Linked DNA regions of Mus musculus: regions 2 and 3 are each linked to region 1. The links are chromatin loops, found by intact Hi-C in ENCODE. Cell type or tissue: heart. All regions are shown on one strand.

Region 1 (2,500 bases):
GACATGAACTGCACTTAGGGCTCCATGCTCGCTCGGCCAGGCTCCTGCCAAGTGTCCATCCCTGACCTATACTGTAACAGGATTCTTCGGTGTGAGTGTGAATAGAGCAGAGAGCAACAAGGACAGAAACAGTGGTGCAACGTGACTCAGAACCTGGCAGATGCTGTAAAGGAGACCAGGAGAGTCTGGGTCTCTAGAAATAAAGCAGAGGGGACTCACTCAAAATCTGGAAGAAGAAACTGGGTGAGGGAGATGGAGGAGCAGATTCAAATACATTTGCACTCACGACAGCTGGGCCAGTTGAGAGGAGGCAGGAGGTGTGTGAGGAGGGAAAGACTAAGGAGTTGGTTTCTGGAAAGGAAATGGGAGTTTCCTTTGGACATAATAAGGCATTCATGGCTCTGGAGAGTGTTTTTGTGAACCCTAGGATAGTTCTGGCCCATAAGCCAGGCTCTTACAGCTACTTGAATACCCCTAAGCCCAGCTTCACCCCCATGGGGTTGTAGCCAGGACAGAGAAGGGTGTAATTTCATGCACCCTCCCAGGTTGGAGAGACAGAAATCAACATGGGCTACACTGATCGAAACAAGTCAGCTGAGGAGCAAGCTGTTTAGGTCAGGTCCAGGGTAGGAGACAGAATGGGCTGTCATTGCTCATAGGGAGCTTACCAGAATGCTGGGAGAGAAGGCCGAGACCAGACCCAGGCACTGTAGTGTATGTCTTAAGGAGTTCAAGGCTAGCCTCTGTCATATAGCTCACGGATAGCCTGATCTTCATTAGATCCAGGGAAAGGGGAAGGGGAAGGGGAAGGGGAAGGGGATGGGGAAGGGGAAGGGGAAGGGGAAGGGGAAGGGGAAGGGAAGGAAGCCTTCAATTCTGACAGGGTAGACTACACTAGGAGGAACCAGGCAATCACTTGGGCAGAACTCGTTGCAAGTTGGCTGGGAAGCCCAGGAAATCATAGACTGACAAAAGGACTACGACTCCCAGAGGGCTGTGGAGCCACCAGCCTACAACTCCCAGGGGCCCACAAGTTAGGGGTGGGGGGGTTTCGCTATTGGACCCAGAGGGCTTGCTTCTTTCGAATGTGATGGGCTTGTATCTATCAGTAAGGCTCTGCAAAGAGGAGTGCTCTGCCACCCAAGCCCAGGGTACCCTTGGCCATCCCACCGGTTCCCTTCTGCGCCTGCTGCCGATTATCTGCAGCATTTGGCGGTTCAACATCACCGCGTTTCACGGCAGAGTATATTGCAAAACCAATGAATAGATTTTAGATGTTATGCGTTCGTGAGAAGTGTGATGAGAAGAGACCTGGAAAGGGAGTAAGAATTATGGGAGGTGGAGCCCGCGCTAGATGCATTTCCAGATCTGACCACGAGGTGGCGCTAAGTGGGCATATGCGCACTTTCTTCAGGAAAAGGAACCTGGGAGTACAGATATATCAGATCTATCATGCTTGCTATTGTCAAGTAATTGTGGGGAGGAGCATACCTGTCTGTTGCCAGGTAACTGTGGTGAAGCTTAGACAGAATTCTAACATTTACTTTTACTTTTTAAAATGTGGATCAGTGTTTTTGCTTGCATGTGTGTCTGTACATGTGGTATCTACAGGTCCACAGAGGTTGTCAGATGCCCTACAAGTTAGATGGTTGTGAACCACCATGGAGGTGATGGGAATCAAACTTGGGTCCTCTGGACAAGCAACAAGTACCACTGAGCCATATCTTTCAGCCCCCAATGTATGGTTTTTAAAGGGCACATTTGATAATGTAAAAGTCTAACACAAGTCCCAAGGTGATATTGGGAGAAGCTGTATCTACAGAAACCGATTGGAATAATCAGGACTGTGGAAAGATTACAATGTTGCAGGTTCAGAGGCCAATTGACTTACTTGGGCTAGTTCTAGCCCTCTGGAACAGCTCTCCCAGGCCCACTTCTGTGGCAGAACCAACATCTTGTGACTAACAGATAAAAACGTTTTAGAAACTATTAACTTGCCGGACATGGGGCGGGGGTGGGGGTTGGGGGGAGAGACACCCTGACCTTTAATTCCATTTCTTAGGAGGAAGATGCAAGTGAGTCTCTGTGAGTTAGAGGCTAGCCAGATCTACACAGTGAGTTCCAGTGTAGCATAGAGAGATCTTGTCTCAAAAATATTTTTAAAAGATTTATTTATTATATGTAAGTACACTGTAGTTGTCTTCAGATGCACCAGAAGAGGGCGTCAGATCTCATTACGGATGGTTGTGAGCCACCATGTGGTTGCTGGGATTTGAACTCAGGACCTTTAGAAGCTCAGTCCGTGCTCTTAACCTCTGAGCCATCTCTCCAGCCCCTCAAAAATATTTTTAAAAGGAAGCTATTAACTTAGCTGACCACTAGCTTCCATGAACCTAGAAGCCAAGAGTGTAGTCAGATTGCATCTTGGGCCTAAAAAAAAATCTCCTCCATCTCATTGCATCTGCCTCTCTGATGTACCCACCAATGTAGTTTAAACTTG
Region 2 (2,500 bases), 50 kb after region 1:
AGTGATGCAATAGCCTGTGATGTTTTTTGGAAGTTTCTTAGACAACCCTAACCACAACTCAAAAGAGGGCCTATCATGCCTAGTATTGGGGTTTGTTGGACAGTCTTTTGCTCTTGGAGGTGGTATTTTCAGCCTAGATGAAAACATTTCATTTAAACCACACACACACACACACACACACACACACACACACACACACACACACCTATACAAAGACATGTATCATAGAGTTTTTTAGGTAGATAGTTTATACTATGACTCCTTATGACTTTTTCACACATCCTGACCATTATTTTATGCTCCTTCAGTATTTACCTCCCTCCCTGTCCCTAACTGGAGGGCCTGCTTTTCCCATTTCCCCAGTCAGATCATTTGTACCCTGCTGTTTTCTTTATGAAAAGTGTGGAGGACCGGCTGGCTTTGAGTCACATTTGCACGTTTGCTGAAGAGATCAAAACAAAGAAGCAACACAAGAGAAGTAGGTTTTACACAGAATGAGTTTCATGCTGTTTCTTTCTTTCTTTTTTTTAAATGTGTATAGTATCCATTCTGAAAATTACACTTGTAAATATTCCAAGGCTTTTTGAATCAAAACCACTACAGCAGGGGCTGGTGAGGTTGTTCAGTAGTAAAGGCACTTGGCACCCATCCTGATGCCCTAGGCTGACCCAAAAAGGTTTTTCTCTGACCTCCACATGCAAGTAGCATCATGTGTGTGCAGAGAATAGGCATATGATAAATATATGTCATTTTTTAAAAAAGATTTATTTATTATTATATCTAAGTACACTGTAGCTGTCTTCAGATGCACCAGAAGAAGGCATCAGATCTCATTACGGATGGTTGTGAGCCACCATGTGGTTGCTGGGATTTGAACTCATGACCTTCAAAAGAGCAGCCGGTGCTCTTAACCACTGAGCCATCTCTCCAGCCCTAGATGTCATTTTTTTTTTTTTTTTTGGTTTTTTTTTTCGAGATAGGGTTTCTCTGTATTGCCCTGGCTGTCCTGGAACTCACTTTGTAGACCAGGCTGGCCTCAAACTCGGAACTCAAGAGATCCACCTGCCTCTGCCTCCCGAGTGCTGGGATTAAAGGCGTGCGCCACCACGCCCGGCTTCCTAGATGTCATTTTTAAATCCATTAAAAATTAATATAAAATTATATTAAGTATGTGATGTAAAACAAATTAATAAAAAAATTAAACCCTCACATTTCTTGTAAAAAGAATTAGAAAGATTGGGAGTTAAAAAATGAGAGTTTATTTCAGAAAGTAAAAAGAAACAGAAAATACAGCCTGGAGAGATGGCTCAGCCATCATGAGCATTGGCTGCTTTTCCATGCGTCCCAAGTTCGGTTTCCAGACTACATTGGGCATTTGTAATTGCCTTCCATGCAGCCCAAGGGGTCTGGCGCCCTCCTCTGTTCTCCACAGGCACTTCACCTGCACACTTCTAGGATTTACCTGCAATACACTTACCTAGAACGAATTCATTCGGGATGTTCTTACACAAAATGGAGAGTAGCTGTGAATGGAAGAGAGAGGCAAGGGATTCAGGACTAAAGGATACCTAAAAGAAGAATAGTTTCTGTCTCGAAAAACGAAGAAGAAGAAGAAGGAGGAGGAGGAGGAGGAGGAGGAGGAGGAGGAGGAGGAGGAGGAGGGGGAGGGGGAGGGGGAGGGGAAGGAGGGGGAGGAGGGGGAGGAGAAAGAAGAGGAGGAGGAGGAAGAGGAGGAGGAGGAAGAAGAAGAGGAGGAGGAGAGACCAAAATGTCCAGATTATATAGGGTGGAGCCTCTGAGATATGAGCAGCCCAGCCTGGGGCTGGAAAGTTCAGGATTGAGGGCAGGGTGTGCCAAGTAGGGACTGAGGGATGCTGGGAGAACCTGGAGGCCAGATCTGTTTTGATGTGTAAATTATGCACCCCAGTCCCTAGAGGAGGGGGAGGAGGGGGAGGGAGAGGGAGAGGAGGGGGGAGGGGGAGGAGGGGGAAGGGGGAGGGGGAAGAGGAGGAGAAAAAGAATCTCAAGTGACAGTAAGTGGTCCACCAAAACAACTCTGAGTGTCCAGTGCCAAGGGAACAGCTGGGCTCTTAATTTAGTGAAGTACCAGGACAGTGTTTCTCTAGGGCCTGGAATTGACAACCTGACTTTGCAGTCCAACTGCCAAGTGTTAAGCCTGAGCAGGCTGCCTGCTGATCATGTGAACTCCAGCCAGTTATGTCACTCTGTATCTCACGCTCCTCTGCTTGATTTATTTACTCTATTTTAAAATAATTTTGTTTAATTTATCAATTATTTATTTCACGTGTATATGTGTTTCTTTTGTATGTGCGTGCATCACCTGTGTGTCTGGTACCCACTGAGGTCAGAAGAGAGCATCAGATCCCCTGTAACTGGAATTAAAGGTGTTTGTTAGCTAGTATGTAGGTGCTGGGAATTGATACTCTAGTTCTTTGCAAGAGCAACCACTGCTTGTAACTACTGAACCATTTCTTCAACC
Region 3 (2,500 bases), 95 kb after region 1:
ATTGATTACATAGTCTGTTATGTTCTGTGTTCTTGGAAACCAGTCATGATAGAAGTCAGTAGAACGGCTTTGTATAGTTGCCCACAATAAGCTTGGACCTGAACCAACCACCCAGCAGCACTTCCTGCACCTGTGTATAAGAAAAGCTGCCCCTGGGATGGACCCCATCATTAGAGACACCTGCACCAATATAGAAAACTACTTGGGATAAGACTTCAATTTTGAGTAATGGTCTAGCAAAGTTTAAGTTTGTAAGACCTTCCTGGAAACTGACATCCTACTCTGCACAAAAAGACATGTATGTGGATAACTGACATCCTGGCTGGCAAGTTGGGACGTGGATGTTAGACCAGTCCCATTCTGATAGACGAGTTGGGACATAAATATTATACAACACAAGTCTCCTGCCATAGTTGACTACCCCAACCAATGGGAGCAGGATAAGTGTACAAGAAAAACATGTTCCTAAGGAAATCCCCTACCCCTAAATCACGATTGGTAAAATAACTTGGCACAGATGTTTGTGGACTCTGGGCTTAAAACCCTGTCGAATTTTAACTCAGGGTCATGGTTCAGTTTCTGGAGTGTGTGCTCAATAAACTCTCCCTGGCTGACGGAGACCCATGGTGCTCCTGTGGTTTGTGAGGAGATCACTGGACCCCAACAGTCGTCATCTCTCCGAGGTATACCCTAAAGCATGGATGAAGAGATACAATGCTTCCATTTTCCCATAAATAACCAACCATACACAATTTTTTTTAAATTACCAACAAGTCATTTGAATTATGTGTGATGGTGCACACCTTTAATTCCAGCAATTGAGAGTCAGAGGAAGGTGGATATCTGTGAGTTTCAGGCCAACGTAGTCTACATACTGACTTCTAGGTCAGCCAAACTTACATAGTAAAACTGTGTCTTAAAAAACAAAAACAAAACAAAAAAAAAAGCAAGTCCAAAAAAAAAAAAAAAAGAAAAAAGAAAAAGAAAAAGAAAGGAATCAAAAAGAAATATCATTCAGAACTTTATCAATATTAACAACCAACACATTAATAAACATCTTTAATGAAATATGGGGAGTGTTGTATTGTGTAAGCCTTAAACAAAATAAAGCTAAGCTACTCTCCTGACAAATCAATTCTTTGTAACATTCCAGAGCCTTTTATGTGATCGAACATTATACTGCCACCTACAGGAGAATAAGCAGAGCGCAGCGTGCTCACCATTCTAATGACCACAGGTCTGTGCAACTGAATAAAGACTGTCTTCTAGCTGCAAAGAAAGGAAGAAAGAGAAAAGAGAGACGAACTGACAGACAGACAGACAAACAGTCAGACAGAGAGGAATGGAGAGAGGGAAGAAGGGAAGGAGGGGGAGAGTAGCTACAATAATAAACGTTCACTTTGAAATCATGGCAATAACATGCTATAATGATGTGGAAAACACAAATTTTTAAAATGTACTCAGCTCATGAAAATGCAATGTCCTCAAAGGCACATCAAGTTGGAAATTCAGCAGTTTAATTTTTTTCATTTATTTGATTTTAATTTCTTTACGTGTGTGTGGGTGTGTGTGAGTGTATGTGTGTGAGTGAGTGTGTGTGTGTTTGAGTGTGTGTGTAAGTGTGTGTATGTGTGTGAGTGAGTGTGTGTGTGTTTGAGTGTGTGTGTGTATGAGTGTGTGTGTGTGTGAGTGTGTGTGTTTGAGTGTGTGTGTGTATGAGTGTGTGTGTGTGTGTGTGTGTGTGTGTGTGTTCACACACTCATGCCAAGGCACTCTTGTGAAGGTCAGAGGACAGAAGATGGTTCTTTCCTTCCACCCTGGAAGTCCAGGGATCAGGCTCAGGTCACCAGGAAGCAAGATCACCTGCTGAATCATCTCAGTGACCCCCTATCTGCTTGTGTATCTTTCATCGGCATAAAAAGTATTAAGTTTCATTATAATGTTTCTCAAATAAATGTTTTTGTTGGTTTTCTACTCCCTGCCGGTGTCTTCCCCATCCCCTTCTCCGTACCCCCCCTTCCCCTTCCTCGTATCCTCCTCCCCTTCCCCTTCCATGTGTCCTCCTCCCCTTCCCCTTCCGCGTGCCCTCCCCGGTCTGCTCCTTTTCCAGGCTCATGGCGTATGTGTCCTTTTGCTCACATTCTCCTCAGATCTTCTCGTTCTCCTCTCAGGAGCTCCTGACTGGACTTCCGATCTGTACCTACTCTCACACAAACACTGAAAGTGAGAGTCTGAACATGACAAGAGAACGTGTGATTTTTGTCTTTCTAAGCTTGGATCGCCTCATTTATTACAATACTTTCCAGACCCATCCCTTTCCCTGAATTTTCATAATTTTAGCTTTCCTTACTACTGAATATAACTCTGCTGTGTGTATACACATCCTCATCTGTTGATGGTCACCGAGACTGGCTTCACTCCCTTGCGCTCAGAATATGCAGTTAGAAACATGGATTGGTGGCTGGCTTGCTTTTTTTTTTATTATTATTACTGTGATAAG

Evidence for each region. Hi-C counts contacts between places; a loop is a spot of excess contacts. Peaks named below come from ENCODE experiments on the same cell type or tissue, not always from the same donor. Only the 100,000 strongest peaks of a DNase experiment are listed, where the experiment ranks them.
Region 2: it touches region 1 in a loop (8-fold over the local background); 14 of 42 quality-filtered maps call a loop at or near these places.
Region 3: a loop joins it to region 1, with 8 times the contacts of the local background. A loop is called at or near these places in 23 of 42 quality-filtered maps.

What each region holds. Positions count from the first base shown.
Region 1 is chr7:43,282,005-43,284,504 of GRCm38, forward strand. No RefSeq gene overlaps it. Among named protein-coding and RNA genes, the nearest start is that of Gm35588, 30 kb to the left of the region's middle. In heart, no CTCF peak of the experiment used is centred here; DNase peaks (open chromatin) are centred at 1,057 and 1,367; H3K4me3 peaks cover 498 bases.
Region 2 is chr7:43,331,991-43,334,490 of GRCm38, forward strand. No RefSeq gene overlaps it. Among named protein-coding and RNA genes, the nearest start is that of Siglecf, 18 kb to the right of the region's middle. In heart, a CTCF peak has its summit at 1,416 (motif pointing left); no DNase peak of the experiment used is centred here.
Region 3 is chr7:43,377,229-43,379,728 of GRCm38, forward strand. No RefSeq gene overlaps it. Among named protein-coding and RNA genes, the nearest start is that of Siglecf, 27 kb to the left of the region's middle. In heart, a CTCF peak has its summit at 1,189 (motif pointing left); no DNase peak of the experiment used is centred here.